Regions from separate parts of the Homo sapiens genome. Here region 2 is linked to region 1. A link is an interaction called in ENCODE POLR2A ChIA-PET data of the cell type or tissue named here. Cell type or tissue: B cell. All regions are shown on one strand. Links, peaks and the distances in the headings refer to the core of each region. The heading gives the core; the rest is flanking DNA.

The links. Peaks named below come from ENCODE experiments on the same cell type or tissue, not always from the same donor. Only the 100,000 strongest peaks of a DNase experiment are listed, where the experiment ranks them.
Region 2: POLR2A ChIA-PET joins it to region 1 with 9 read pairs; 2 of 35 experiments call an interaction of 5 or more read pairs at or near these places.

The regions. Positions count from the first base shown.
Region 1 is chr5:132,777,469-132,793,157 of GRCh38, reverse strand. It overlaps a transcript of SEPTIN8 not described here. Among named protein-coding and RNA genes, the nearest start is that of SEPTIN8, 8.1 kb to the right of the region's middle. RefSeq lists a silencer at 15,599-15,648. In B cell, for the core only: no CTCF peak of the experiment used is centred there; no DNase peak of the experiment used is centred there; H3K27me3 peaks cover 1,833 bases.
Region 2 is chr5:133,029,472-133,045,160 of GRCh38, reverse strand. No RefSeq gene overlaps it. Among named protein-coding and RNA genes, the nearest start is that of ZCCHC10, 11 kb to the right of the region's middle. RefSeq lists an enhancer at 1,210-1,504 and a silencer at 1,210-1,504. In B cell, for the core only: no CTCF peak of the experiment used is centred there; a DNase peak (open chromatin) is centred at 9,740; H3K4me3 peaks cover 1,214 bases; H3K27ac peaks cover 1,582 bases.

The DNA.
Region 1 (15,689 bases), core at 6,406-10,405:
ACTTTAGAAGTTTTCCTAGCAATGTCTGTCATGGCATCTTGGAAAGACAGGAGATGATCCTGAGCTGGGAGGCCCTGGCCCTGTCTCTCAGTACTCATCCTCTACCCTTAGCTCTTCTCACTTCCTGGAATGGGTCTCCTTTTCTCTTACATTGGGACCTTCTCAAATTCTGTTCCTTCATCTTGAAATAGTTCTCCTTTCCCACCTCCCATTCCATACAGACTTTGTGCCTGGTTAACACCTGCTGCAGTCTGTGCCCCTTCTTCAAGGGGTCTCCTCTGAGCCTCCACTAGATCAAGTCCCTCCTTATGTGTGCTTCCATCACATTCTCTACTTTCCCCATCACCATGCCTCCAGCTATTGCAGCTACTTGCTCAGTGCCTCTCTGCAGACTCTCAGCACCTTGAAGGCAGGATCTCACCTGCCTTGTTCAGGGCTATACTCCTGATTTGAAGGAGCTCTATGTAGTCAGCCAGGAGTCAATGTGTGACCGACTCAGCTTCTAGGAAGCTCCTGGTGGCAATGTGGGTGATGAACAGGAGAGATCCATGTCAGGGAGACCTCTGAGGAAGTACTGCTGGAGTCCACAGGAGATGAAAAAGTCCTGGATGAGGGTAGTGCCGGGAGGGGTGGGGGAGAGAAGAGAGCCTGGCTCAGGAGATGTTTCTAAGAGCACAATCAGGAGTTGGTGACCCTTCACAGATGGATGAGGGAAAGTGAGCATCCAAAAGTGACTCCATAGTTTTTGTCTTGTGAGAAGAGGAAAACTGTTTCTGTTTGTCAAGATAGGAAAGATAAAAGAAGGAGAAGGTACAAGCTGAGTTTGGACAAGTTAAGTTTCTAAGGTAAGAGGGGTATTTGTGGATCACCTGAAAAGAAGCTGCCCATGAGGGTCTGGAGCTCAAGAGAGACATCTGGGCTGGAGCCAGGGGGAGTCCTGAGCTTTCAGTTGGTGGCCAACTAGGGGGAAGGTGTAGCAAGGGCCAGAAGGGACAGGAAGAACCCTGAGGAATCCCAGTCCCAAAAAGGCAGGCGAAGGAATAGCCATGGAGCAGAGGAGGAAGGAATGGGCCTCTGTAGAGGCAGAAAAGCCAAGGGAGGAAATAATTTCAAGATCTAAGGAAGGGCTAAACTGTGCTATGGCCACCCCTGCGGGACACATGAGGAAGAGCTGTATGTACTGACAAGGAGGAAAGTCCATGCATGAGGTTTTCTAAATAAACCCAGCAACTTCATTCATTTGCCTTATGTTTATTGAGGGCCTGCTAGTGCTGGGCACTGTTCTAGGCCCTGGGAATTTATTAGTGAGCAAAACAGCAAAATCTCTGTCCTCATGGAGCTCACAATATAGTAGGGAAGACAGAAATAAGATAAATAAATGAAATACACGGTACATTAGAAGGTGACAAGTGGTGGCCGGGCACAGTGGCTCACACCTGTCATCCCAGAACTTTGGGAGGCAAAGGCGGGCAGATCACCTGAGGTCAGGAGTTTGCTACCAGCTTGGCCAACATGGTGAAACCCTGTCTCTACTAAAAATACCAAAATTAACTGGGCATGTGATGTGTGCCTGTAATTCCAGCTACTCAGGAGGCTGAGGCAGGAGAATCACTTGAACCTGGGAGGCGAAGGCTGCAGTGAGCCGAGATCGTACCATTGCACTCCAGAGCAAGACTCTGTTAAAAAAAAAAAAAAGAAAAAGAAAAAGAAAAAAAAGAAAAAAGGTGAAAGTGGTAAGGAGAAAAAAATAAAGCAAAGAAAAAAGATATGAAGTGCAGGGAGGGTTGAGATTTCACATAGGGTGGCAGGGAAGGCCTCACTGAGAAGGTGACTTTTTTTTTTTTTTTTTTTTTTGAGACAGGGTCTTGCTCTGTTGCCCAGGCTGGAATGCGGTGGTACAATTCTAGCTCACTGCAACCTCAACCTCCTGAGTTCAAGCAATCTTCCCACCTCAGCCTCCCGAGTAAGCTGGGACTACAGGTACGTGCCACCACACCTGGCTAATTTTTCTTTTTTTTTTTTTTTTTTAGAGAGGTGGGGTCTCACTGTGTTGCCCAGGCTGGTCTCAAACTCATGGGCTCAAGTGATCACCCACCTTGGCCATCCAAAGTGCTGGGATTATAGATGTGAGCCACTATGCCTCGCCTATAAAATTTTTTTAAAATTAGCTGAATGTGGTGGCATGCACCTGTGGTCCTAGCTACTCAAGAGGCTGAGGTAGGAGGATTGCTTGAGCCTAGGAGGTCAGGAGATTGAGGCTGAGGCTGCAGTGAGCTATGATTGCCCCACTAAACTATAGCCTGTGTGACAGAGTGAGACCCTGTCTCAAAAAAAAAAAAAAAAAAGAAAGAAAGAAAAAAGCCAGGATGAAGAGGTTATTTGTGACCTCAACAAAAACAGTTTCCTTGGAGTTGTGGAGACAAAAGAAAACTGACAACTGATAACTGACAAGCATCTTACATGAGAGAGTTGAAAGTAAATAACTGTTTCGATTAGGACAGGAAAGGGAAGGAGAGATAAGGAGGACCCATCAGGGGAGGAGGACTCCAGACTTTTTTAGATGGAGGATACTTGATGGTGTTGGCCAGATAAGAGGGTAACTGAAGGAGGAGAGAGAGTTATTAAGATGTGGCAAATAGAAAAAAAAATCACTAAGACTGTTAAAGGGAATGCCCAGGGAAAGAGTTGGGCACTTCTTGGAGCCCAGAGGGAAGGTTGTCCAGGCAGAGCTGTTGGCACTTGGCTGGGTGAGGGCTGGGGAAGGGCTTTGGAGGCTGGCCAGTGCCCAGCGGCTTCAGTTACAGAGTAGCCAGCTTGTCCTGGTATCATGACCATCTGTACTTTTCTGAATTCCCACTATACTGTGAGGGCAAGAACCACACCTGATTTATCCCCCTGGTGCTAGCACACAGTAGGTCTTTAATGTTTTTTTGAACCAATAAATAGGTTTTCTTTGTAATAAAAGAGATCAAGGCCGGGTGCAGTGGCTCACACCTCTAATCCCAGCACTTTGGGAGGCTGAGGCAGGAGGATCATTTGAGGTCAGGGGTTCGAGACCAGTCTGGCCAACATGGCGAAATCGCATCTCTACTAAAAATTAGCTAGGCGTGATGGTGGGTGCCTTTAATCCCAGCTACTCAGGAGGCTGAGGCAGGATAATTGCTTCAACCCAGGAGGCAGAGGGTGCAGTGAGCTGAGATCGTGTCACTGCCTTCTAGCCTGGGCGACAGAGTGAGACTGTCTCAGAAAAAAAAAAAAAAAAAAAGAGGACAAAGCATCAGCTGAATGTGAAGGGGGCTGGAGGCAGGGAGAGTGGTTAATATTTGGGGCTGCTGCTGTGGAGAAGGGACAGGATGGTGGCCAGAAACAAGTGCAGGATTTCCAGGCAGCTCTGGGAGGCCTGCTGAGCAGGGAAGCATCAGGATGTAGTGCTGTCAGGCACCAGGGCTGGTGATACTTTTTTTTTCTCATGAAACTCTGGGCAGCTCAGGAGCATGCCGAGAAAGCAGATGGATTTCGTGTAATGTGAGTTGACCTGCTGTCATTCTCTCAGTGGTGGCCTGGAAGAGCTAATGTAGCTCCCCAAGGCCCTGGCTTCATTCCTGGAGAGTGTCTTTGCCTTGGGTGGGCTCATCGTTTGTGTTTGAAACTGCTGCTGACCAGAGCAAATTAGTATTTAAGCCTCAGCCCAAATGTCATCTCCAGGGACGATCTCCCTCCTCTCATTCTCCCCTGGATCCCTGGCAGGGGGTACCAGGGCAGTGTGCTTCCTGATTTGTGATGGTCTGGGTCCCACCAAGACAGCCTGGGCTGGGGGCGAAGCATTTGCTCTAGCAGAGCACACACTGGGAGGGTGAGAGCCAGGTTGAGCCATCAGGTGTCCACCAGTATGCCTTCAGTAGGATTGCTGAGGCAAGGAGAGCAAGAACAATGGGGATGGCCAAGACACAGGGTTCTGGAGGCCAGCAGAAAACTAAAGGAATGTCACCCTGGGCGGGCAAGGTGAGTGAGGTGAGAACAAGGAAGAACTAGGTAAAAGTTGGCAGTGAGAGACCGGAGCAGGCTGCTGGTACCAGGTGGCTCAGGATTTGGGCTTTGTAACGCTGGTATTTTGCCCTTTTATCTTATTCTTAGCATATTTTGCTTGACTGAGGGCAGATTTCTTAAAGGGGTGGTCAAGTTGGTCTGTGTATTATTTTAATTAATACTTTTTATGTGTGCTTGCCTGTTGAACTCTGAACTCTGGCAGGCAGCATCCATGCCTTCTTTACCTTCATGCCCATGGCACACTGTAAGCGCTCAGTAAATCTTTGTTGTGTAAATGACCCCAGTGTTCAATTGTTGAGGAACTTCTATAGTCATAACCTGGGCCAGCAGGATCCTGAGAAGTGAGCCAGCCCTTCCCCTCCCCTCCAAGTGGGACTTCACAGATAAGAACAAATTCTACAGGCCCCAAATCCATAATTCACCAGAAAAACAGACACTTTCCTTTATCTAAAATGAACTCAGCCTGCCTGACCTGGAGTCAGAAGGCCAGACTAAGTGAACTCTTGTGCCTTCAGGCACCTACCCAACAGCCATTCTCTTTCTTTTCTAACAGACTCCAGTTTTTTCAGATAGCAATGTGCCCAGCCCTAGAGGCAAATCATTGTTTTGTCATGTGGGAAATTATCTTAATGCAATGTAGCTTCCAAGTACCCTGTCAGGTAAGCTGTCTGGAGATCATGAACAGAAAGACTCACAGACCAATTTAAGATACTTAAGTCACCCTGCTTATTGATCCAATTTAAAGCGTACAGTGAGAAGCTAGGGGAAAGAGGTGGGGTAGGTTAACCCAGTTAGGGTATGGGGTAAGCAAGTTGGAGGGAGCATACTGCCTGAATCCTGTGTTCCAGGGTTCACATACTATCCCTCTATATTCCCCCCAACCCCTGTCTCTCTCTCTCTCTCTCTCTCTCTCTCTCTCTCTCTCTCTCTCTCTCTCTCTCTCCCTCTCCCCCATTATCTGTCCACACTGACAATGTGATTATGAAAACAAGAAAATAAGAGTTAGCTGGGTGCGGTGGCTCACACCTGTTATCCCAGCACTTTGGCAGGCCGAGGTGGGAGGACTGCTTGGGCCCAGGAGTTAGAGACCAGCCTAGGCAACATGGTGAAACTTCCTCTCTACCAAAAAGATACAAATTAGCCAGGCCTGGTGCACACACCTGTAGTCCCAGCTACTTGGAAGGCTGAGAAGGGAGGATTGATTAAGCCCAGGAGGTCGAGTCTGCAGCAGTGAGCTGTGATCACATCACCGCACCCCAGCCTGGGCGACTGATGGAAACCCTGTCTGAAAAAAAATAAATAAATAAGTAAAGTGAGAAAGATAAAAGAAAACAAGAGTTAAGGTTGAACAAAGGGGCTCAGCAAACAAGGTGCCTAGAGCTAACAGGCTTTATCAAAGAAGCCTAGGGGCAAATACACTGGCTAGACCCATAGCATATAATTTACCTGCCAAGCAGCTGGGAAAGAGTACAGGAGGGACCAGGATGGGATCAAAGTGGGAGTCTCTAAGGGGACCAATTTGAGGATGACAGTTGTCCATCTGGAATTAGCATGATCCTTGCCTTATAACTGGGGGTTTCCATCCCTTTCTATCTCCAAGTAATACTCTTGTGTGTTCTATCCTTTTAAATCTAAGCCTGACACCCATATGTTTCATGTATTCTATGTCTAGCGTGTCTCTCAAGTTACCAACTTACCATCTATTCTTAACACAGCTTTTGAATTTTGCCTACTGTTTTTTGTTTTTTCTTGCCTGCTACAGTAAATTTAAATATTCTCAGTAATACAGCCAACACACATTCCATTAGTCCAGGCCAACCTTTGGCAATCCTTTATATTCTGTGTGGTCAAATGACTCAGTTCTGGTCACTGAGATCTCAGGGGGCATTTTTAGTGGGGGATCTGGAAAGATTTTCTTCCTTGATGAAAGGAAGAGCAATGCAAGGAAGAAGACTTTTGTCCCCTTTCCTCTCTTCCTGTGTCTTCCACATCTGAACCAGTGGCTGGCACATAACAGACACTCAACAAATACTTTGTTGAGTGAGTGAATGATGGATGCTGGTGCCTAGTCTTAACAGCTGTGACATTGAACTTGTCCTTCATCTTCTGATCAAGCTTCATTTCTGGGTCCAGGGTTGGGAAGGTGAAAGCAGGGTGGTGGAAATAAATCTTGTGATGGTAATTTATTATAATAATAATATTAGCAGCAGTTAACATTTATTGAAAAGCTTCCTCTGTGTCAGAAATAGTTTTAAGCACTTCACATGTAATCCTCACAATAACCATATGAGGCAGAAATTATTATTATCCTCATTTTGCACATGAGGAAACTGAGCACAGAATATAAGTTTACTTACCTGAGATCCCTCAGCTGGCAAGTGATGGCCCTGGAATTAGAATTCAGACAACTGAGTTCAGAGAGCACACCCTTAGACACAGTGCCATTTGTATTAGGGTTCTATTGCTGCCACAAACGTTGTGGCTTAAAACAGCACAAATTCATTGTCTTACAGTTCTGGAGGTCAGCAGTCCCACAGTCTTCCTGGGCTGAAATCGGGGTATTGGCAGGACTATGCTCCTTCTAGAGGCTGTAGGGTAGAATTCGTTTCCTTGCCATTTTCCGGTCTAGAAGCTGCCCAAATTCCTTGGCTGGTGGCTGCATCACTCTGATCTCTGCTTCTCTCATCACATCTCCTTCTCCGACTCTTCTGCTTCCCTATTATAGCGCAGCCCTATTACAAGGGCCCTTGGGATTTCACTGGGCCCACCTGAATAATCAGGGATAATCTCTCCATTTAAAAATCCTCAATTCAATCATATTTGCAAAATGCCCTTTGCCATGTAAGGTAAGATATTCACAGGCTGTGGGGATTAGGAAGTGGACGTCTTGTGGGGGGCCACTATTCTGACCACCATACCATCTTGCCTGTGGGTATGGGTCCCATAACCCATACTGCGCTAGGTCCTGGATCAACAAGTCCCAAGTCCTGCAGCAGAAGTTCTGCCGTGAATGGAGGTGTATTCCGTTCAACCTTCTTCCACTTCCCCAAAGGCTTCTGCCTGGTTACCACTCCTTCACAATCCAGCCCCCCTGCTCCCCACCCCAGCAGGCAAGGAACACTTAATAAACAGGTGATATGAACCAAGCAGATGAGTGCTGGGCCTTGGCCTCTTGTTCATGAGTTCATCTAGACTGGATTCTGTATGTTAATCAGGTCCTTAGCTTTCTCCATTTTCATTCCCCAGTCAGATGGCCTCAGCCTTGTGGTGTGTGTTTTCTTTATTGTGAATTTACCGTCATTTCTACTTCTAATTCAACTTAGAGTAATTTCTCTTAGCTCCCTTGAATCCTTTCTTCCAATCTCCCTGGCCAGCCCCTTGGTTCTAGGTAAAACTCTACCTCTCAGCTGTCTGAACTCGGACTCAGTGGTTTCCCTGGATTCCTCCCAGCAGCAGCCTTTTCCAGACCCATTTTGTCTGTCTGAATACATTTCCCCCAGAGAGGTGGTTTGTCAGACTTATTTTTAGCTGCGGAAAAACCCTTTGTTGAAATGAAAGCCTTATATATGAAGCAGGCGGGATGGCGCTGTTTGGGGAGGTTGTAGAGCTCCACCAGATGAGTGTTTGTCCCCCATGGCCCCTTTTGACCCAGTTTGAAAAGCATTGCTCTGCAGACCCCTCTCGTTTTAAATCTTGCCTTGCTGATTTGCCTGTCCTTAGTTAACTGTCTCCTTTCCTGATGGCTTCTTCTAGCACCTTAAACAGCATGAAGCATTCTTTCTCTCTCTGCACTTCCCTCATGCCCTCTGAAGGTCACATTTTTCCAAAAAAGCAAAACACTTTAACTTCCTCATCTTTGCCTAGTGGTGTCACCATGTGGGGCTTCCTCTCACCTGCTTGTATCCCACCTGTTCATGGCTGCAGAGATGGAGACCATGGTGATATGAGCTGGAGCTGGGTGGCCTCTCTGTAATGGGAGCATCTTGAAGTCCTCCACTTCTATAGATTGTAGCTGTTTGGTTACGGGACAGTTGACATATTTTTTTTCCAGATAATTTTTTTTCTTTTTAAGATGGAGTTTCACTCTGTCACCAGGCTGGAGTGCAGTGGCGGGATCCATGCTCACTGCAACCTCCACCTCCCAGGTTCAAGCAATTCTCCTGCCTCAGCCTCCAGAGTAGCTGGGATTACAGGTGCACACCACCATGCCCAGCTAATTTTGTATTTTTAGTAGAGATGGGGTTTTGCCATATTGGCCAAGCTGGTCCCAAACTCCCGATCTCAGGTGATCTGCCTACCTCAGCCTCCAGAAGTGCTGGGATTACATCCATGAATCACCGTGCCCGGCCCCCCTTTTTTTTTTTTTTTTTTTTAAGAGACAGGGTCTCACCCTGTACCCAGGCTGGAGTGCAGTGGCTTGATCATAGCTCACTTCTGTTTCAATCTCTCAGGCTCAAGTGATTCTCCTGCCTCAGCTTCTTGAGTAGCTGTGGCTACAGGAGTTCACCACTATACCCAGCTAATTTTTAAAATTTTTAGTAGAGATGAGATATCTTTATGTCTTCTGGGCTGGTCTAGAACTCCTGGGCTCAAGCCATCTTTCTGCCTTGGCCTCTGAAAGTGCTAGGATTACAAGTATGAGCCACTGCACCTGGCCCAGAGAATTCTTTTTGGCCACAACTACGTTAAAAGAGCAGAATGCTTCCACCTGGGAGAGGCCCAGGGTTCTAGGGGAGGCCATGGGCAGAATCTTTGAATAAGTTTCGTGGAGCTCCTTGTAAAGCTGCTGTCAATGCCCTGTCCTTAGACCCTCTGGGCCAGGCTTGGAGTGGGGTCTGCTCCCCTGCTGGCAGTTCTGGACCATAGAGTTGCTGCAGGGATCCCTGTGGACTCAGGGACTGGAGACCTGTGGGTGTCTCTGGCCCATTCCCTGAGGGCACCCTGGACCTCATGAAACTTGAGGCTTACATTTCCAGGTCACTCACTTGCTTGTGTCCCTTCTAAGTCCTGTTCTTTTCTCATTCTAAATAAGTAATTACGTCCATATCTAATTTTGTCTTTATAACTGTGTATTCTTTTAAATTAAAAAAAAATTTTTTTTTGAGACGGGGTCTCGCTTTGCCACCCTGGCTGGAGTGCAGCGGCGAAATCTCAGCTTGCTGCAGCCTGGATCTCCTGGGCTCAAGTGATCCTCCCACCTCAGCCTCCCAAGTAGCTGGGGCTACAGACCTGTGCCACCACACCCGGCTAAGTTTTTAATTTTTCATAGAGATGGGGGTCTCACTATGTCGCCCAGGCTGGTCTGGAACCCCTGGGCTCAAGCAATCCTCCCACCATGGCATCCCAAAGTGCTGGGATTACACATGTGAGCCACCATGCCATGCCAGTGTATTCTTTTCCTAAAAGAAAGCCTTCCAAATCCCACAAGCTTTAGGCTCCACAAAACCTGGCTGCATCCCTGAGAACCCTGGATTCAGGACTGTCTCAGGGAACCCAGGGACTCATGGGCTAGGCGTGCCTCTTCTATGAAAAAAGGCAGAGATTCTCATTTCCAGGGCTTTCCAAGGTGTCCCTGGTGCTCTGTCTCCAGGACATCCATGCTAAATGCTCTGGTAGAAGGCAGGGAGGCATCCTGCAGCATGAGGGTACACTGTGGAATTCCGAGGCACAGGACAGCTATAAACCCATGAGGCCAGGGAAGGGCTGCTTTCTGCTGGCTGTTCCTTCTGTGCCACATGGCTCCCTGTACCCAGCCTCAGTACAAACTCTTGCCAATCTTTCTGGCACGCATAAGAAAATTGTTCCTTCTCTCTAGGCTAACTTTTCCATCAGGCCAGGACTCCTGATCTAGGCCTCAACCTGGCAGCACTGCCATGAGACTGTAATTCCTCAATCTGGCTTTTAAGAATTCTGGTTTTCAAAATGGGAGAGTTTGCCTGCCAGCTGAGACATCTCGGGACTTTGGAATTCAGTAGGCTCTTCGAGTCTGTTCTTGTTTTGTATTGTTTCGGCAGTCATTGGGACAAGTCAGACCTCAAAGCCAGAAGTAACATGTGCTGCTTTAAAAATGTGCAGAAAGCCAGGCATGGTGGCTCACGCCTGTAATCCCAGCACTTTGGGAGGCCAAGGTGGGCAGATCACTTGAGATCAGGAGCTCAAGACCAGCCTGGTGAACATGGTGAAACCCCGTCTCTATTAAAAATACAAAAATTAGCTGGGCATGGTGGCGGGTGCCTGTAATCCCAGCTACTCGGGAGGCTGAGGCAGAAGAATTGCTTGAATCTGGGAGGCAGAGGTTGCAGTGAGCCGAGCTCAAGCCACTGCACTCCAGCCTGGGCAACAGAGCGAGACTCTGTCTCAATAAATTGATAAATAATAAAAATAAAAATGTGTAGGGACACTGCTGCTTACAGATTATGGATGAATGCTTCCCCACAGAACTTCTCTTTCTCAATTCCTAACAAAATCAAAGAAAGTAAATAAAACAAGGGAGTAAAATCTATTATCAGCAACCAACACAATAAACTTCCAAATTGACATCTAAAGAAAGACGTAGAGGATTCTGGAGTGGCAAGGAATGGCACCACACGTCTCTGCTCCCTACCCTGTCCCGAGTGCCCAGAAATGGACCAAAACCTGAACATTCTTCCTATGGCTCCTGAATCTGAAAGGAAGCAGATGTGAGTCATGCCCTGTCTTCTTCCTCTTCTGAATGAGCTGTATTAAAAAGCATGCCGGGGGGAGATGGGGAAGCAGGGAGCACGAGCCACCAAGCTGACTTGGCTGATGGAAATAAAGTCTCCAGAACAACACTCCCCATGGGGAAACTGATCCTGAGTTCTGCCCCTTCCTCAGAAAAGGTGTATAGAGTCCTGCTTTCCACCCCAGTTAGGTGGCATGAGCCCGTACAGGACATTAAAAAGGCTCTCAGGACAGGAGCATGCTGAGGCATTCCAACAAAGACCACAGGCTGCTTCAGCTCAGCTGTCCCATCCAGACTACCAAAAAGTGTAGAGAACCTAAATACTCAGCCTTCTGCTTAGCTCAGAGGGAAAAATAGGGTCTCAAACAGTGGGGAGACGTCAGTAAGCTCTTCTCCCTGCTGCTGTGTTACAGTGGCATAAAGAAGGTCTGGACAGAGCCACCAAACCAGAAAGAAAAGAAATGGATGCAAACACATGGCAGCAAAATATTAATGATAAATAAGGGGAAAAACAGAGAGCGAAAGATGAGGGCTCCTCCCCACCCCTAAAAAAACTTAAGGAATTTCTTGCAACTGCTTCATATTATGAAATGACTTAAGAATGTGAATTTAATAAAGTGGGGGCTCAACGATAGGATGCTAGAACACAAGAATGGGATGGAAAGGCAACAAGTTGAGGACAAAAACATATTATTATAGACAAACAAATTAGAACTAACAAGAAAGAGAATGGGCCCCATTGAAACTCAAATTACTGAATTAGGGCAGCTAAACTAGGCAAAGAGATTAAAGCAATTAGAATTAGTAGAAATGAAAGACAGACAAAGCTGATCTGATATAAAAATTAATTAAAATCCCTGAAGAAGGAAAACCAGAAACAGAACCAAAAGAGAATTCCTTTAATGGAGAAACAAACAGGTAAATTTCAAAACTAAAGCTGCAGATTGAAAGAACACACTATATTCCAGAAAAGCTTGATTTGAAATGTTTACTACTAAGACATCTTAGTTAAGTTATTGAACCTAAAAAAAAGATGAAGAGTGACTTCTTTAGGCATTCAAGCAGAAAAAAATGTCTCCTATAAAGGGGAAAATTCAGGCTGGCCTCAGGCTTCTTCCCAGAAGAAAAAGAGGCAAAACCTACCACATTCAGTGGGAAAGATGAGACTCAAGGATATTATACCCAGCCAAGATATGGTTCCAGTATCGAGGCACAGACAGATACTGTTAAACATCGAAAATACTTCCTGGAAAAACAGCTTAACGATTAATTTAGTCCATGAAGAGATGAACAAAAATAAAGAACTTGCAAATGGAAAAAAAAGCCTTGGTAAGAAGACTAACGATGACCATTGAATTCATTTTAATTCAGAATATTTATCAACTAACTATGAAGTTATGTTTACAAAACAGAATATGAGTGTTATAAACATGGATAATGTAACAATAATATGTAACTAAACTTAGGAAGCAGGTCAGTCAGAGATGGAAAGAATCATGAGAGCGAATTTTTCAAAGCAATGAACACACTGAACACACATACACACACACACACTCATATGTCACTGAAATGTGCATTTTAAGAAAATAACTCTAACCTCAGTGTTTTTTACAATTTTTGTTTAACCTCAGAGGTATCTTTTAGGAAGTAATATCTCTTGTGGTCAAGAAACATTCTTTGAAGTTCAACTCTTTCTTCAGTTTCAACTTCTTTGTCTTCTTTTAAATTCAAGTAAAATTAAGTACTTTTAATTTAAATAGCATCTGTATTATGGCCCAGATTCCTATAAAGTATCTCTATTATCTTTCCTCCTATCAGTAAATATACATAGAAAGTTTTCTGGAATGATATAAATGTAGTGTTCATGATGGTGATTTCTGAGTGGTGGGATTGGGATAATTTAATATTCTCTGTATTCAAATTATTTAAAATGTACATATATCACTTAAAAACATGAAATTTTTCTTTAAAAGGGGTGGAAGGCTAAGAAATTATCTGTGGCTGATTCTGTTGGTGTATGGCTGATTATTTTCTTGCTTGTCATTTTTTATATTTTAATTTTCTAATAAACAAAAATTTCATAGTATTAGAAAAAAAGATTTTCAGGCATCTCACTGGAACGGATAGTCCAGAAACAGACTTGGCAGAGATGGCTGCAGCCTCCCAACATCTGCTCTCCTCTAACATTTTATGGACTTTTTAGCTGTGCACATGATAGCCAGAATAAAGACCCCATTTTCCAGCTCTGGCCAATAGCATGTAAGCAGAAGTGCCACATGGCAGCTTCTGGAATCCTCTGAGAGTTGGCTCATTTGCACTGTATTACTATCATTGCCTCTTGCTGCCTGGAATGCAGATATCACCATATTGGACCATGAGAGCAAGACCACGTAAGGCCAAGCAACAAGAAGAAAGTGTGCGTAGAGAGTCACATAAGCCCTGGACTACCTACCTGGACAATGTAAGAAAGGAAGACATTTCTATCTTGTTGAAGCAGCTGAACATAATCCTAACTGATGCACAACCTGCACACACATACAGAAATGTCGTCTGTGATACCATTTGCATTGTACATCAGAGGGGAAAGATGAAACAACTGGTTTGGCATACACATACACAAATTGCCTAGATGTGAAGGAGTTAAAAAAAAGTTTTTAAAGAAAATTTATTCTTTTCTCACAAACACAATATCTTTGTGAAGTTAGGGAAGGGTCTTTATTTTTAGAAGCCAAAGTAAAAATAATAAATAAAATAACAAGTACACTTGACAACATCAAAAATTTAAACTTCTACATGACAAAAGAAAGTATAAACAAAAGTAAAAGACAAGCAAGAGGCCTGGAGGGCAGCATTTCCTGAAGCGAAGTCTTGTCATGTTCAAGTTCAGTGTGGTGCTGGGTATGTATGCAGGGTAGAGACAAGGGGCAACAAAGTGTGGGTAGAGCTGTATATTCCCCTTTCTTTTGCACAGAAAATGCATATTAGCTGATCAAAAGCTGAGGACTTCTACAGAACCCTGTCTGTGTATGGAACTCAGCATTCCCCAGTTATTTGACGGTGAGACCAATCTTTTTGTGGTAAAATCTATGAACTAACCTCTAGGTGTATACGAAACACTCAGAAATGCTGCCATAAGAAATAACACTTTGCCATGTGAGAAATGATCGTTATATTCACCTTTTGAGCCCTCATAGATAATTCTCACTCTTTTATAAGTTCTGACCAGCAGCAGCATAAAATGAGAGAAATTTCGGCATTGTGGAATAGGAGGAAATTCTCCTGTTTACTCCTACAGAGCAGAGTGAATATATCCCAAAAGAAGGAAGTCACCTGTACTCTGAGCTTTTCCTTCTCATAGCCACTGGCCAGGACTGTAAGAAGTACATGTTTTGAAATATTTCCGATTAGAGATAAAAGACCATTTTGAAGATAATTTAGGGCTAGTCCCAGAGAGTTGTAATGCAGAACTGCCATACGGATGGCAGTTGGTCGTGATTTCTTGTTAGTTATAGGGAAAGAAAAAGGAAACAGTAGATACAGTCTAGGATGATCAATTCAGTATTGACCACACATTCTCTGGGCTCTGAGATTAAGGCCCTTGTAGTCTAGAGAGGGAGATTTTATTTAATATTATATTTTAAGTACAACTTAAAGCCCTTTACTTATGTTATTTAATCCTGTAACATAGGTGCTATACTTGTTCTCATTTTTAGGACCAGGGAAGGGAGGCATAGTTAAGTAACTTGCCTAGCTAAGGTTAAAAAGCTAGCAGGATTCCACCAGGAAGGTTTGCCATAGATCCAGCTACCCTAACCACTGCTCTGCTCTATTTCTTGTAGATAACTTTAATACAGCATGGGAAACAGCAACATAGAGAGAGGAGCAAAGTGAAAACATTGTCAGGAAGGTCCAGCGGGAAGTCAGTCCACCTTGGGGACAAGCTACAGTTTGCCTGGGAGAGTGAGGAGGGGAAAGCCAAATCAGGGTGACAAGGTCAAACAGCAGAGAGGGGGCTCCTCTTAAGCCAGGTGTGCTAAGTCGAACGTGGTCTTTAGGCACCTCCAGTCAGCACAAGTTTCTGAGTAGGAGAAACAGGTCAGGTTGCTTCTCAGCATACTGGGGTGAGGGGTGTGTGTGGAGGGTGGACCAACCTGGGATGAGGCCAGTGGGGGGTAGGGGGCAAACCTTGCCACATTCCCAGAAAGAGCAGAGAGAAAGGCAGAGGGAAGAGAAAGAAACGGGGTTTCAGAGGATTTGGGAGCTGCTTTTGTATAGATTGTCAGTGAGAAGGATACAGAACCTCCTGAGGCCTCCGACCCTGGCGTAAGTGTTAATTTTCTGAACGTTTTGAGCAGTGACATTAGCGGAGAGAACGTGCACGCACTGGGAGTGGTCATCCTCTTTGCACAATGGTGGAACCATTAAGACGTTGTCCCAAGCCCTTGGGACAGGCAGGGTGATGGACACTTGCAATCTGACGCCTTGACCGTCGAGCTCCGCTTTTCTATTGCAGGAATCCCAGCCTAAACTGCGCATCCTGCTCGTTGGTTGCACAAGGAGCCGAAGGCTGGTCCCTTGCCCGGGAAGGCCGCCTGGCCGGACGCGCGGGTCCCGCCGGGGTTCCCGCCTTAGCTCCGGCCGGAGCATCAGGTGGGGCCCAAGACACCCGCAGACTAGGCTGCCGCGGCCTCTCCCGGATCCGACGGGTCTCCCGCAGCTTGTCCACACTCTGGTTGGTGGTCCCAGCACATTTGCAGGCTCCAGCGGGTGGAGACGGCTTGGTGGGGGAGATCTCTAGGGCGCACGCCGTGCCCCACTTCCCCCTTACGGGAAAGGCTTTCCAGCGCGCGGACCCAGGAGACTCTCACCTAGGCTCGGCCCCAGGCTCCAGGGGACACGCAGAGGCCCGCCGGGCACCAGCCCCGAGCCCCCCGACACT
Region 2 (15,689 bases), core at 7,256-11,255, 250 kb before region 1:
GAGTGCAATGGCTTGATCATGGTACACTGCAACTTCAACCTCCCTGGCTCAGGCCGTCCTCCTGCTTCAGCCTCCTGAGTAGTCAGGCCACAAGTGCATGCCACCACACCCAGCTAATTTTGTAATTATTTGTGTATATGGGGGTCTCTCTTTGTTGCCCAGACTGGACTTGAACTCCTATGTTCAAGTGATCCTCCCACCTTGGCCTCCCAAAGTGCTGGAATTACAGGCATGAGCCACCATGCCAGGCCCATAATGCTCTTTTGATACAAAAACTACCATCACAGTTCACTTCTCTTTTTTTTTTTTTTTTTGAGATGCAGTCTCACTGTGTTGCCAGGCTGGAGTGCAGTGGCACGATCTTGGCTCACTGCAACCTCTGACTCCCTGGTTCAAGTGATTCTCCTGCCTCAGCCTCCTGAGTAGCTGGGATTACAGGCACGCGCCACCACGCCCAGCTAATTTTTGTATTTTTAATAGAGACGGGGTTTCACCATGTTGGCCCGGATTGTCTGGGTCTCCTGACCTCGTGATCCACTCACCTCGGCCTCCCAAAGTGCTGGGATTACAGGAATGAGCCACCGCTCCCGGCCTCACAATTCACTTCTAACTCCAAATTGGCTAAAATCCCAGGGTCTTTACTCCACTCTGGCTATCAAACTGTCGGCTTACATAACAGCACTATGATCTCATCCAGTGGCCTTTTCTCTTAAGCCCTATTTTTTTGTCCTTATTCAGGCTGGTTCACTTAATGTATATGGCTTGCAGCGTCATTAGTAGTCCCAGTGCTTTCCCTCTTTGTAACTTTTAAATGCTGGGGGAGGCTGGGTTCAGTGGCTCACGCCTGTAATCCCAGCACTTTGGGAGGCCGAGGCGGGCAGATCACGAGGTCAGGAGATTGAGACCATACTAGCTAACATGGTGAAACCCTGTCTCTCCTAAAAATACAAAAAAATTAGCCAGGTGTGGTGGCGGGCACCTGTAATCCCAGCTACTCGGGAGGCTGAGGCAGGAGATGGCATGAACCCAGGAGGCGGAGCTTACAGTGAGCCGAGATCCTGCCACTGCACTCCAGCCTGGGCGACAGAGCGAGACGCCGTCTCAAAAAAAAAAAAAAAAAAAAAAAAAAAGTGCTGGGGGAACACTGCACAGATTTCTCTGGGCCATATAAGCTGACATTCTGAAATTTTAAACCTTCCGTCTAGGCCCCTTGATCACCAGTGATTTTCCTGACATGACTCACATTTTCACTGGCTCCAACACTCCTCACCTAGCCCCAGACTAGGTTTTTTTCCACCTCTGGCAGCTAACGTTCCAACTCCACCCCCAAGTCCTCCCTATTGGCCTAGTCTGCTGATGCCCAACATGACTCCTCCTCAGCCCAGCTCTGCTCTAGCCTGGCCTGTCCCTGTCCTGTCCCTAAGTATAGAGGCCCCTACAGGGAACTGTACTGCAGTAATAGCAGCTGCCATCTCATTCCTGCAACTTACAAAACTTTTTTTTTTTTTTTTGAGACAGAGTCTCACTCTGTTTCCCAGGCTTGAGTGCAATGGCATGATCTCAGCTTACTGCAACCTCCGCCTCCCGGGTTCAAGCGATTCTCCTTCCTCAGCCTCCCAAGTAGCTGGGACTACAAGCGCTCACTACCACACCCAGCTAATTTGTTTGTATTTTTAATAAAGATGGGTTTTCACCATTTTGGCCAGGCTGGTCTCGAACCCCTGACCTCAGGTGATCCACCCACCTCAGCTTCCCAAAGTGCTGGGATTACAGGTGTGAGCCACCTCGCCCTGCCCAGAGTGTGAATATTTGCAATTTGATAAAGGATCAGTGTGATGGTTAATACTGAGCGTCAACTTGATTGGATTGAAGGGTGCAATATTGATCCTGAGTGTCTGTGAGAGTGTTGCCTGGGAAGATTAACATTTGAGTCAGTGGGCTAGGGAAGTAGATGGTGGGCAGGCTGGGAATTAGATGGTGGGCGCCATCTAATCAGCCACCAGTGAATATAAAGCAGGCAGAAAAACATGAAGTGATGAGAGGGGCCTAGCTTCCCAGCCTACATCTTTCTCCTGTGCTGGATGCTTCCTGCCCTCAAACATCGGACTCCAGGTTCCTCAGTTTTGGGACTCGGACTGGCTCTCCTTGCTCCTCAGCTTGCAGACAGTCTATTGTGGGACCCTGTGATCATTTAAGTTAATACTTAATAAACTCTTCTTTATATATATATGAGGGTCCTACTTATACTAAAAAGATCACTTTTGGCCGGGCGCGGTGGCTCATGCCTGCAATCCCAGCGCTGTGGGAGGCCGAGGCAGGCAGATTGCCTGGGGTCAGGAGTTCGAGACCAGCCTGGCTAACATGGTGAAACCCCGTCTCTACTAAAAATACAAAATAATTAGCCAGGAGTGGTGGTGCGCCCCTGTAGTCCCAGCTACTCAGGAGGCTGAGGCAGGAGAATCGCTTGAACCCGGGAGGCGGAGGTTGCAGTGAGCCGAGATTGCGCCACTGCACTCCAGCCTGGGCGACAGATCAAGACTACGTCTCAATACATACATACATACATACACACACACACACATACATAAAATTAAAAAGTCACTTTTAGCAGTTTTAGAATAGTACCTGAAATATCTCCATTAGGGCTTCTCTCTCATGTTCTTTCCAAGGGCATCCTCTCTCAAAGTAAAATTCCTTTCCAAGGTTAGGAGACAAAGTAACAGTCTGAGATCTCCCCGTGAATGAAGACAAATGATAACCACAGAAATGAGGGGAGTTTAGGAAGAAGTATGTAATACAGTCACATGCACAAGAAGGAAGGCTCAAAGGGGCAAAGGCAGACAAACCTTACCAACTTTACTGTTCTGTTGAAGGGGCTGACTGTGCACTATCTAATCCATTAGGGTAGGCTTGTTTTTGGAGAGTGGCGAAAATAATTTAACATTAATAACAGAACCCTTTTAAAGGAATGGAAAGTTATGTGGCAGCATATTGAATCCCTCTAGAGATCCTACCATAGGCCAAATCAGGTTGCTGTTTTAATTCAAAACCACCAGGAGGTTGGGCACAGTGACTCATGCCTGCAATCCCAACACTTTTGGAAGCTGAGACAGGAGGATTGCTTGAGCCCAGTAGATGGAGGCTGCAGTGAACCCTGTTCATGCCACTACACTCCAGCCTGGGAGATGAAGTGAAACCACCTAAAAATAATAAAACAATCATGCCACTGCACTCCAGCCTGGTGACAGAGTGAGACTCCGTCTCAAAAATAATAATAATAAATAAAAATAATAAAACAAAAACCCACACACACCATGAGAAGATAAGAAGGAATCAAAAGATAGGACTCTGAATACCATAGCCTAACTATAGAATACAGGGTACCTGGACCAACCAAACTTTCCTCTAGGTGCATCATTACTCTTCATTTGTTTGGGTCTGATTTGGTCAAATCTTAACTCAGTATTCAGTGGGTACATGGAGTAGCTTCAAAGGGACTTTGAATATGAAGTTGCAAGCCAGATTGCAAAGGTACTATGAACTTAAAGTTACAAGCCCAATTGTGGGTGTGTGGGCATGCAGGCACATGTAACATAGGGAGAGACAATGCCTGCGTGCCTGACCTAGGGAGGAGGGGATAAATTAAGAAGATTGGAGAAGGAAGGGACAGATCAGAAAACAAAGAATGAAGACCTGTGGTCCCTGGCTGGTTTTGGAAGGCTGCTCTTAACACTTCTGCCTGGCAGTTAAAATCCCATAAACTCACATCTTGAACTTCTGGGAGATCATTCCCAGAAACAGGCCATTCTTTTCCTAGTGTAGGCAGGCCCCTGCATGCCTGTTCCTGAGACCTCACTGCATGCAAGGATGAAGAGGAGGAGGTGCAGCCTCAGTTCAAGGAATATGGCCTAAGAAGCGCAAGAGTGAAAAATGGTGGCTGGGTGAGGTGGCTCATGCCTGTAATCCTAGCACTTTGGGAGGCCGAGGCAGGTGGATTGCCTGAGCTCAGGAGCTCGAGACCAGCATGGGCAAGATGGTGAAATCCTGTCTCTACTAAAACACAAAAAATTAGCCAGGCGTGGTGGCAGGCGCCTGTAATCCCAGCTACTCAGGAGGCTGAGACAGGAGAATTGCTTGAACCTGGAAGGCGGAGGTTGCAGTGAGCCAAAATCATGCCACTGCACTCCAGCCTGGGCGACACAGCAAGACTCCATCTCAAAAAAAAAAGAAAAGAAAAGAAAAGAAAAAGAAAAGTGGCAATTAAAGGGAAACGTACATAAAAGAACCAGGCCTCCTCTTTTGAGAACCACTGAAGTCAAGGATTTCATTTATTTGCCTTCTCTGAGTACACAGGTTTGCTGATTCTATCTCTCCCCACCTAGACACACACACACACACACACACACACACACACACACACACACACAATCACTCAGCATTTGCTTTGCTTTCAACTTCCTTAAGTTAGTGTATTTTTCTAGGACTTTCAATGGAAGTTCTTTTTTTTTTTTGAGACAGAGTTTTGCTCTTGTTGCCCAGGCTGGAGTGCAATGACGCAATCTCAGCTCACCTCAACTTCTGCCTCCCGGGTTCAAGCGATTCTCCTGCCTCAGCCTCCCGAGTAGCTGTTATTACAGGCATGCACCACTACACCCGGCTAATTTTGTATTTTTAGTAGAGACGGGGTTTCTCCATGTTGGTCAGGCTGGTCTCGAACTCCTGACCTCAGGTGATCTGCCTCGGCCTCCCAAAGTGCTGGGATTACAGGCATAAGCCACCGCGCCTGGCTTGCTTGACCTTTCAATATCATACTAAATCGTTGTCTAATAAGTCCATCTAATAGGCATGTGCTTCTCAAAGAAAATGTAACTGTTTGACTTGCTGTTTTCTACTGATTAAGGCTCGGACTATAAAATTAGATGTTAACTTATAGAAGACTGATAAATTGAAAATAATTTTTTTCTTTTTTTTTTTTTTTTTGAGATGGAGTCTCGCTCTGTCACCCAGGCTGGATGGAGTGCAGTGGCGCGATCTTGGCTCACTGCAAGCTCCGTGTCCCGGGTTCATACCATTCTCCTGCCTCAGCCTCCCAAGTAGCTGGGACTACAGGCGCCCGCCACCACACCCAGCTAATTTTTGTATTTTTAGTAGAGACGGGGTTTCACTGTGTTAGCCAGGATGGTCTCGATCTCCTGACCTTGTGATCCACCCGCCTCGGCCTCCCAAAGTGTTGGGATTACAGGCGTAAGCCACCGCACCTGGCAGCAAATAATTTTTGTATGGTAGAGATATTAATTATTTCTTTTTTTTTTCTTTTCTTTTTTGCCTCCACCTCTCAGGCTCAAGCAATCCTCCTGCTTCATCTTCCCGAGTAACTGGGACTACAGGCTCATGCCACTATGCTCGGTTAATTAATTTATTTATTTTTTTGCAGAGACAGGATTTCTTCATCTTGCCCATGCTGGTCTCAAACTCCTGGGCTCAAGGAATCCGCCTGCCGCATCCTCCCAAAGTACTAATATTATAAGCATAACTCACCCACCATGTCCAGCTGAGATGTAAATTATTTGTGTCTGGTAGAAAAAAATATTCCCCGCCAGGAGTGGTGGCTTGCGCCTGTAATCCCATCATTTTGGGAGGCCAAGGCAGGGGGATCACTTGAGGTCAGGAGTTCGAGACCAGCCTGGCCAACATGGTGAAACCCCATCTCTACTAAAAAAAAATATATAAAAATTAGCTGGGCATGGTGGCAAGCACCTGTTATCCCAGCTACTCAGAAGGCTGAGGCAGGAGAATCGCTTAAACCCGGGAGGTGGAGGTTGCAATGAGCCAAGATAGTGCCACTCCACTCCAGCCTGGGCGACAGAGCAAGACTCTGTCTCAAAAAAAAAAAGGCTGGGCACAGTGGCTCATGCCTGTTAACCCATAACTTTGGGAGGCCGAGATAGGTGGATAGCCTGAGCTCAGGAGCTTGAGACCATCCTGGGCAACATGGTGACACCCCGTCTCTACTAAAATACAAAAAATTAGCCAGGCATGGTGGTGCGTGCCTATAGTCCCAGCTAGTTGGGAGGCTGAGACACAAGAATCACTTGAGCCTGGGAGATGGAGGCTGCAGTGAGCTGAGATGATGCCACTGCACTCCAGCTTGGACTACAGAGTGAGACTCCGTCTCAAAAAAAAAGAAAGAAAAAGATAAAATATTCTCCAAAAGTATGTTTTTATGCTCTGTAGAATAACAAGTTTTATATCTAATTTTGAAATCTAACTTCAGCATTCTTTCTTTCACGAGTCTCTTGAATTCTCTATTGAATCAGCTTTGTTCTCCTGCTGGCTGTCTCATGAGTCAGTTAAATAAATCACTGACATACCCTCACTATATATTTGCATGTTCATAACTTTTTAAAACTTATACTTTTATGATTCAGACATTTCCTTAATAAAATACAAACAAAAAAATAAAAATTATACTTTGTCCTCAAAGAGCCAAGCATAGTATTACCTATGAGCCAGCAGTTCCACTCACAAGTGCCTGTATACCCAAAGGAATTGAAAGCAAAGACTCAAACAGATACTTGCGCACCAATGTTTATAGCAGCATTATTCACAATAGCCAAAAGATGGAAGCAACCCATGTCCCTCAACAGATGAGTAAACAAAATGTGCTATATACATAGACTCTTTTTTTTTTTTTTTTTTTTTTGAGACAGAGTCTCGCTCTTATTGCCCAGGCTGGAGTGCAATGGCACGATCTCTGCTCACTACAACCTCTGCCTCTGCCTCCTGGGTTCAAGCAATTCTCCTACCTCAGCCTCCCAAATAGCTGGAATTACAGGCACCCACCACCACGCCCGGCTAATTTTGTATTTTTAATAGAGACGGGGTTTCACCATGTTGGTTGGCCAGGCTGGTCTCGAACTCCTGACCTCAGGTGATCCACTCACCTCGGCCTCCCAAAGTGCTGAGATTACAGGTGGGAGCCACCATGCCCAGCCATACATGGAACATTATTGAGCTATAAAAAGGAATGAAATCCAGATAAATGCTAGAACATGAATAAACCTTGAAAACATTATTTTGTTTTTTTGTTTGTTTGTTTTTTTGAGATAGGGTCTCACTGTGTCACCCAGGCTGGAGTGCAGTGGCACAATCTCAGCTTGCTGAGACCTCCACCTCCCAGGCTCAAGTGATCCTCCCATCTCAGCCTCCTGAGTAGCTGGGACTACAGGCTTATGCCACCACACTTCGCTAATTTTTATATTTTTTGTAGAGACAGGGTTTTGCCATGTTGCCTAGGCTGGTCTCAAACTCCTGGGCTCAAGCAGTCCACCTGCCTTGGCCTGCCAAAGTGCTGGGATTACGGGTGTGAACCACCACCTGGCTGAACTTTGAAATTATTATGCTAAGTGAAATAAGCCAGACCCAAAAGGACAAATAGGATATGATTACACTTATATAAGGTACCTAGAATAAGCAAACTCACAGAGACAGAATGTAAAATAGAGGTTACCAGGGGCTAAGCAGAATGGATGGGGTTTTTGTTTGTTTTGAGACAGAGTCTTGCTCTGTCACCCAGGCTGGAGTGCAGTGGCACCATCTTGGCTCACTGCAACCTCCGCCTCCCAGGTTCAAGCAATTATCCTGCCTCAGCCTCCTGAGTAGCTGGGATTACAGGCGCCCACTACCATGCCCAGCTAATTTTTGTATTTTAAGTAGAGATGGGGTTTCACTATGTTGGTCAGGCTGGTCTCCAACTCCTGACCTTGTGATCTGCCAGCCTCGGCCTCCCAAAGTGCTAGGATTACAGGCATGAGCCACTGTGCCCAGCCAGATTGGGGAATCATTTTTAAGTGAATACAGAGTTTCTATTTGGGATAATGAAAAAGTTCTGGAAACAGGTAGTAGTGATGGTTGCCGGACACGGTGGCTCACACCTGTAATCCCAGCACTTTGGAAGGTCTGGGTGGGCAGATCACTTGAGCCCCGGAGTTTGAGACCAGCCTGGGCAATATAGTGAGACCCTGTCTCTACAAAAAACATTTATTTTTATTTATTTATTATTATTATTTTTGGAGACAGAGTCTCGCTCTGTCACCCAGGCTGGAGTGCAGTGGTGCCATTTCAGCTCACTGCAATCTCCACCTCCTGGGTTCAAGAGATCCTCCCACCTCAGGCTCCTAAGTAGCTGGGACTACAGGCATGTGCAAACATGCTCGGCTAATTTTTTTTTTTTTTTTTTTTTTTTTTTTGAGGTGGAGTCTCACTCTGTTGCCCAGACTGGAGTGCAGTGGCGCAATCTCAGCTTACTGCAACCTCCGCCTGCTGGGTTCAGGCAATTCTCCTGACTCAGCCTCCCAAGTAGCTGAGACTACAAGCATGTGCCATGATGCCTGGCTAATTTTTTGTATTTTTAGTAGAAACAGGGTTTCACCATGCTGGCCAGGCTGATCTCGAACTTCTGACCTCATGATCTGCCCGCCTTGGCCTCCCGAAGTGCTGGGATTACAGGTATGAGCTACCACGCCTGGCCCTGTATTTTTAATAGAGACAGGGTTTTACCATTTTAACCAGGCTGGTCTTGAACTCCGGACTTCAAGTGATCCACCTGCCTCAGCCTTCTTTCTCTGTAGACCAGATTTCTCTCTCTCCAGACACTGGCTGCCCCTCAGCTCTGAATATACATGCTTCAGGACCAGCCCTACACAGGGATGAAAAGTAAAGACCGTTAGTTCTAACATAAAATTCTCAGGTAAGAGGACTTGATTGACCCAGCTCAGATCAGTCAAACTAGTTCAGTCAAGTGTGGCTAGGGGTACAGGGTCACCAACATCCAGTTTTTAGAGAACTATCATCAGGAACTAGAAAGATACACTAAAATGGCCAGGCGTGGTGGCTCATGCCTGTAATCCCAGCACTTTGGGAGGCTGAGGCGGGTGGATCACTTGAGGTCAGGAGTTCAAGACCAGCCTGGCAACATGGTGAAACCCCATCTCTATTAATAATACAAAAATTAGCCAGGCATGGTGACACGTGCCTGTAATCCTAGCTACTTGGGAGGCTAAGGCAGAAGAATTTCTTGAACCTGGGAGGTGGAGGTTGCGGTGAGAGGAGATCGCACCACTGCACTCCAGCCTGGGCAACAGAGCAAGACTCCATCTAAAAAAAAGAAAATACCCTGGCTGGGTGCCATGGCTCACGCCTGCAATCCCAGCACTTTGGGAGGCCGAGGCAGGCAGGTCACAAGGTCAGGAGATCGAGACCATCCTGGCTAACATGGTAAAACCCCATCTCTACTAAAAATAGAAAAATTAGCCAGGCGTGGTGGTGGTCGCCTGTAGTCCCAGCTACTTGGGAGGCTGAGGCAGGAGAATGGCATGAACCTGGGAGGTGGAGCTTGCAGTGAGCTGAGATCACGCCACTGCATTCCAGCCTGGTCGACAGAGCCAGACTCCATCTCAAAAAAAAAAAAAAAAAAAAAATACCCTAAAAGATATCTCACAGTGTTGATGTAATTAGAGGAAAAGTTGGTACCAGAGTACCAGTGAGCAGAGGAATCCAAATAGGCCTGGGTGGGCTTTGAGTTAAATTATATAGGGGAGGGGACACTTATTTACATAACTTTCCAGGGAGTTTCACAAGGCAATATGTAGGGACTGTGGGATTTTGGAAGGGGTCCTGATCAGAGAGGAAGTGAGGAAAGTCATTGAGAGCCAGAGAGACAGTGGTCACATCATCTGGCATGTGACAACCCTTTACTGCAGCCCACAAGCCTTCAATAAAATCATGAGATGCTTGGTGCAGTGGGATTTCTAGTGAGCACCCACAAATGAGATGCAGCCTCTTATTCAGATGTGACCTGGAGCAGGAACAGAGACAGTGAAGCCTACGTGAAATTAAACCACTAAAAGTATAGAGTCGTCTTTCAACTACCTTAGACCCTAGATGTTGTAGCCAAGATTACCTAGTTCTCCAAGTTCAACAAAGCCCCTAGGTAACACCTGGGTTACAATTTTAAGGGTCAAAAAAAGAAAACCACGTAGATTTCACCAATAGCAGCCTGATTGAATAACCTGTGATTACATTAAGCCCAATTAACTACTGGTTGGAAATCCAATTATTCACAAGAAGAGATTTCTGAGCTCTTTTTCCCTGTTTGCATTTTCGCTGGTTGGAATGGAAAGGTGAGGATTTAAAAACTCTTCTGTGTTTCTTAAGCTCTAAGACTTCCTGTCTATATTTGCTTATTTTGGCCCAAGGAATCCAATTTCCCTGGAGCATTATTGCAATAGGCTGTTTTCCCACCTTACTGATTCAGATATCTTGAGGCTTTAAAGCTCTTAGGTGTTGGGAACAGGGATCTCTGGAACAGGGATTTCTGTGACCTCTAGCTCACATTAAGCCAAATTACACCTTGAGGTAGGATGGGAAATTAGGAAGTACCGCCAAAAGAATTGTCAAAAACAGAGTAACTTGAAATATTACCAACGCTTCTTAACATTTGCCGTCTCATTTTTTTTTTTTTTTTTTGAGACGGAGTTTTGCTGTTGTTACCCAGGCTGGATTGCAATGGCATGATCTCGGCTCACCACAACCTCCGCCTCCCAGGTTCAAGCGATTCTCCTGCCTCAGCCTCCTGGATATCTGGGATTACAGGCATGTGCCACCACCCCCGGCTAATTTTGTATTTTTAGTGGAGACAGGATTTCTCCGTGTTGGTCAGGCTGGTCTCTAACTCCCGACCTCAGGTGATCCGCCCGCCTCCTCAGGTAATCTGCCTGCCTCGGCCTCCCAAAGTGCTGGGATTACAAGCGTGAACCACCACGCCTGGCCTTGCCATCTCAATTTTATAGAATTGAGATTTGAAAGAGGGAGGGGCGATTTGAATGAGGAAGGAAACGTGGGATGTCACGTGAGACTTCTTGGACTGTCTAAAGGTCAAGAAAAAGATTCATGGTAACTTAGGAGCATCATTACAGTGCCACTATCTAATTTTATCTATTTTTGTATCTAATTTTGAACAAAGGTTTGTGTCTTTTTCTGCTATAAGAAAAAGTTTTCGGCCAGGCATGGTGGCTCACACCTGTAATCTCAGAACTTTGGGAGGCCAAGGCAGGCGGATCACCTGAGGTCAGGAGTTCGAGACCAGCCTGACCAACATGGAGAAACCCCGTCTCTACTAAAAATACAAAAAATTAGCCGGGCGTGGTGATGCATGCCTGTAATCCCAGCTACTTGGGAGGCTGAGGCAGGAGAATCACTTGAACCCGGGAGGTGGAGGTTGCGGTGAGCTGAGATCATGCCATTGCACTCCAGCCTGGGCAACAGGAGCAAAACTCTGTCTCAAAAAAAAAAAAAAAAAGAAAGAAAAAGAAAAAGTTTTCAAATTAAGTTCCACTGGAATTAAATTCTGACAGTTTGCCCACTGTGGTGGTGATTTTTCTTGATCTTCCCGGGCCCCCTTCTCTCTACTATGCTAACAATAGGAGTGGGCATAACACAAGCTGAATTATTCACAGCACCTCCTCTCACTGGACCACAATGATTTGAAGGAGAGATAAGCAGATAAACATGTGACCAAGCACATGGCGCTCTCTTCAGAGTGTCTCAGCTGGTGGAATAGTCTTTCTCCTGTTTTCATAACATTGAACTCTGTGTAAGTCCTACACTTCTGGAAAACTGAGATGGTTAAGAACCACCTGCCCCCCCAACCCCCCTCACCCCCACGCTGACACACACACTCTTTGTCCCAGCTTACTACAAAGAATCACTCTTCTGGATAGGACTTAGATAAGACCACTGATGATACCACTGTTTACTTATGGCAAGACCAGACACAGACTCTCCAAATTTGCATTATTTGTCTCATAAGGGGAACTGTTTGTCCCTCTGAGACTAGCTAGCCATAGAGATATTTCCTGTTCAGCTGATTGAGATTCAGCTTGATCACAAAAACAATTCCAACTATAAAACACCCCACCTGTGAATTACCGACTCCTCCCTATAAGTGTCGGACAAACATACCCTGTCAAGAGTCTGACCTTCAGATCTAAGGTGCTTGCCCTATCACAACAGCCTGAATAAAATCAATTTCCTTATTTGCTTGGGTTTTGTCTTTGACAGGCTGTGGAATCATAAGAATGTGTTCCCAAGGTTTCAGTGGCCATACTTTCAGCCAGAGAGGCCTGAAGGAAATAGATCACTACTTGGAGGAAAGCAGAGGCTAGTTTGTCTTGACAAAAGGCATCACATCCTTGGTTCTGGGCTGAGGTGCTTAGTTTCCCTGCTCTGGCGTCTTGCAGTATCTTCCCATCCTTTAAATACACTTTTTTTTCATGGATTTTGGTTCACCTGCAATTTGAGGAGCCCTAACGAATCAGTCTACCACATATAAAATTCATGATGCAGTGCAGTAGGTATGTTCACATAAAAATGCCAGGGATTAAAATATACTTTGAGGGTTTATCAATGATGAAAAGCCCTTTAGCTGGATCTGGTGGTGAGCACCTGTAGTCCTAGCTACTCGGGAGGCTGAGGCAGGACGATCACTTGAGTCCAGGAGTTCAAGACCAGCCTATGTGGTCGTGAACCTGCAAGACCCTGTCTCTATCCCCCTCCCTAAAAAATTTTTAATTAGCCAAGCATGGTGGCACATGCCTGTAATCCCAGCTATTCAGGAGGCTGAGGCTGGAGGATGGCTTGAGCCCAGGAGGTCGAGGCTACAGTGAGCTATGAATGCACCACTGCTCTTTAGTATTCCCAGCTACTCAGGAGGCTGAGGTAGGAGAATTGCTTGATCGCTTGAACCCGGGAGGCTGAGGTTGCAGTGAGCCAAGATCGCGCCACTGCTCTCCAGCCTAGGCGACCGAGCAAGACTCCATCTCAAAAAAAATTAAATTAAATTAAAATTTAAAAAAATAGCCCTTCAGAACATCGATTTTTTTTTTTTTTTTTTTTTTTTTTTTTGAGACAGAGTCTTGCTCTGTCTCCCAGGCTGGAGTGCAGTGGCACCATCTCGGCTCACTGCAAGCTCCGTCTCCCAGGTTAAAGCCATTCTCCTGCCTCAGCCTCCCGAGTAGCTGGGATTACAGGCAGCTGCCAACACGCCCGGCTAATTGTTTGTGTTTTTAGTAGAGATGGGGTTTCACTGTGTTAGCCAGGATGGTCTTGATCTCCTGACCTCAAGTGATCCGCCCACCTCGGCCTCCCAAAGTGCTGAGATTACAGGCGTGAGCCACCGCGCCCAGCCAGAACATCGATTTTTAAGTGACTGCTAATAAAATTTCATTGGAGAAAATGGAAAAGAAACTGTTTGTTTGTTTGTTTGTTTGTTTGTTTGAGATGGAGTTTTGCTCTTGTTGCCCAGGCTGGAGTGCAGTGGCACAATCTCTGCTCACCGCAACCTCTGCCTCCTGAGTTCAAGCGATTCTCCTGCCTCAGCCTCCCAAGTAGCTGGGAATACAGGCATGTGCCACCATGCCCAGCTAATTTTGTATTTTTAGTAGAGATGGGGTTTCTCCATATTGGTCAGGCTGGTCTCAAACTCCCGACCTCAGGTGATCCGCTCGCCTCGTCTCCCAAAGTGCTGGGATTACAGGCATGAGCCACTGCGCCTGGCCAGAAACAGTAGTTTTTAAATGCAGAGACAGAACATGAATATTTTGTCACAGAAATAATCCTGGTCCAACATATAATAAATGGACAAGTGTACTGTATTACCTAAAGTGGACACATTTACAAATGCTGGCAATACTTGGAAATTTGCAGCAAGCTTTAATATGCATGTGATCCCAGCACTTTGGGAGGCTGAGACTGGTGGGTTACTTGAGCCCAAGAGTTCAAGAGCAGCCTGGGCGTGCACACACACACACATGCACACACAGATTTGCCAGGTATGGTGGCACATGCCTACAGTTCCAGCTACTTGGGAGGCTGAGGTGGGAGGATTGCTTGAACCTGGGAAGCAGAGGTTGCGGTAAGCTGTGATCGCACCACTGCATTCTAGCCTGGGTGACAGAGTGAGACTGTCTCAAAAATAAAATTAAATAAATAAAAACAAATTAAAAATTATATATATGTAATATAGCTCTATCATATATATATATATATATATATATATATATATATATATATATATATATATATATATATGATAGAGACAGAGTTTTGCCATTTTGCCCAGGCTGGTCTCAAATTCCTGGGCTCAAGCAATCCACTCACCTCAGCCTCCCAAAGTGCTGGGATTACCGGGATGAACCACCATGCCTGGCCCTAAAGTGTTCTTAAGCTATATTTGCTTTTTGTGGAGACAGGCTATCTTGCCATTCTTATTCATAAAACAAATTATAATTACTGTTTTATTTTGCATTACACACCATGTAAACTTAATCTTGATTTAGTATTTTTCTTTTTGAGATAGAGTCTTACTCTGTCTACCAGGCTGGAGTGCAGTGGTGTGACCTCAGCTCAAGCCGAGGCAATATTAGGTACACAGATACTGCAGGGGGTTGAACCTGATGATCTGCTGGCAATTGTTTAAAGAGGAAGCACACAAGTTCCCAGTCCTGAGATCTGAACTTTTCTGATTCAAGATCTTTGCAAGGCCTGGGTGTTCAATTACTTCTATACTATGAGCTAGCCAATAAACTTCCAATAAATTCATTGTTTATGTGGCCAGAGTTTTGTTTTGTTTTTCTTGCAATTGAATCTGAATTGACATAAGGAAATTGGTTCTGTGTTATCTCAAACAAAACTGGCTGGAAGGGAGAAATAGATGTGTAATGGAAAAAGCTCAAGGCTGTGGGCCTTGGACAAATCTCTTAACATGCCTGAGTCTCAGTCCCTTTATTTGTAAAATGAGGATAAACCCTACCTGTGGTGATAAAGTCAAGGATCCTTTGGGGTCAAGAAAGAGAAACCTAACTTGAACTATCTTAATAAAAAAAGAAATGCAGGCTGGGTGCAGTGGCTCACGCCTGTAAACCCAACACTTTGGGAGGCCAAGACGGGCAGATCATTTCAGGCCAGGAGTTTGAGACCAGCCTGACCATCATGGTGAAATACTATCTCTACTAAAAATACAAAAAATTTAGCCAGGCATGGTGATGCATGCCTGTAATCCCAGCTACTTGGGAGGCTGGGGCATGAAAATTGTTTGAACCCGGGAGGCAGAGGTTGCAGTGAGCCAAGATCATGCTGGGGCACTCCAGCCTGGGTGACAGAGTGAGACTTCGTAGGAAAAAAAAAAAAAGGAATATACTGAGGAAGCTGAGATAACCCCAAATAATCGAAGGAAAAGCGAATCAAGTCTAGGTAGGTCTTTTTCTGTCTCTCATCTCTGTTTCTCTTGGCATGTCAATTTCCTTCTCTTCTACTGCAGACTAGTTTAAATCACCAGAGGAGCCAGCAAATCCTGGACTCACAATCACACAGCCTTATGATCTATGTCACAGCAAAGTGTTGCATCAAAGCCTGAGGACTTTAAGGAACCCAAGCAGCTTCATCTGAAGATAAGGAAACATGACACAACTATTGAGCATTTTGTTTTTAGGTCTTCTTGGAAAGTGGAAATAAATTAAGGAAAGCAGCTCTCACCTCATTCTGGGGAGTTTCGGGCACTACTCATGCCCTCATGCCCAGAGGTGGATGAAAGAGCCAATCCTGTTTTCATTTGGAGAATCAGAGCTTCTTAC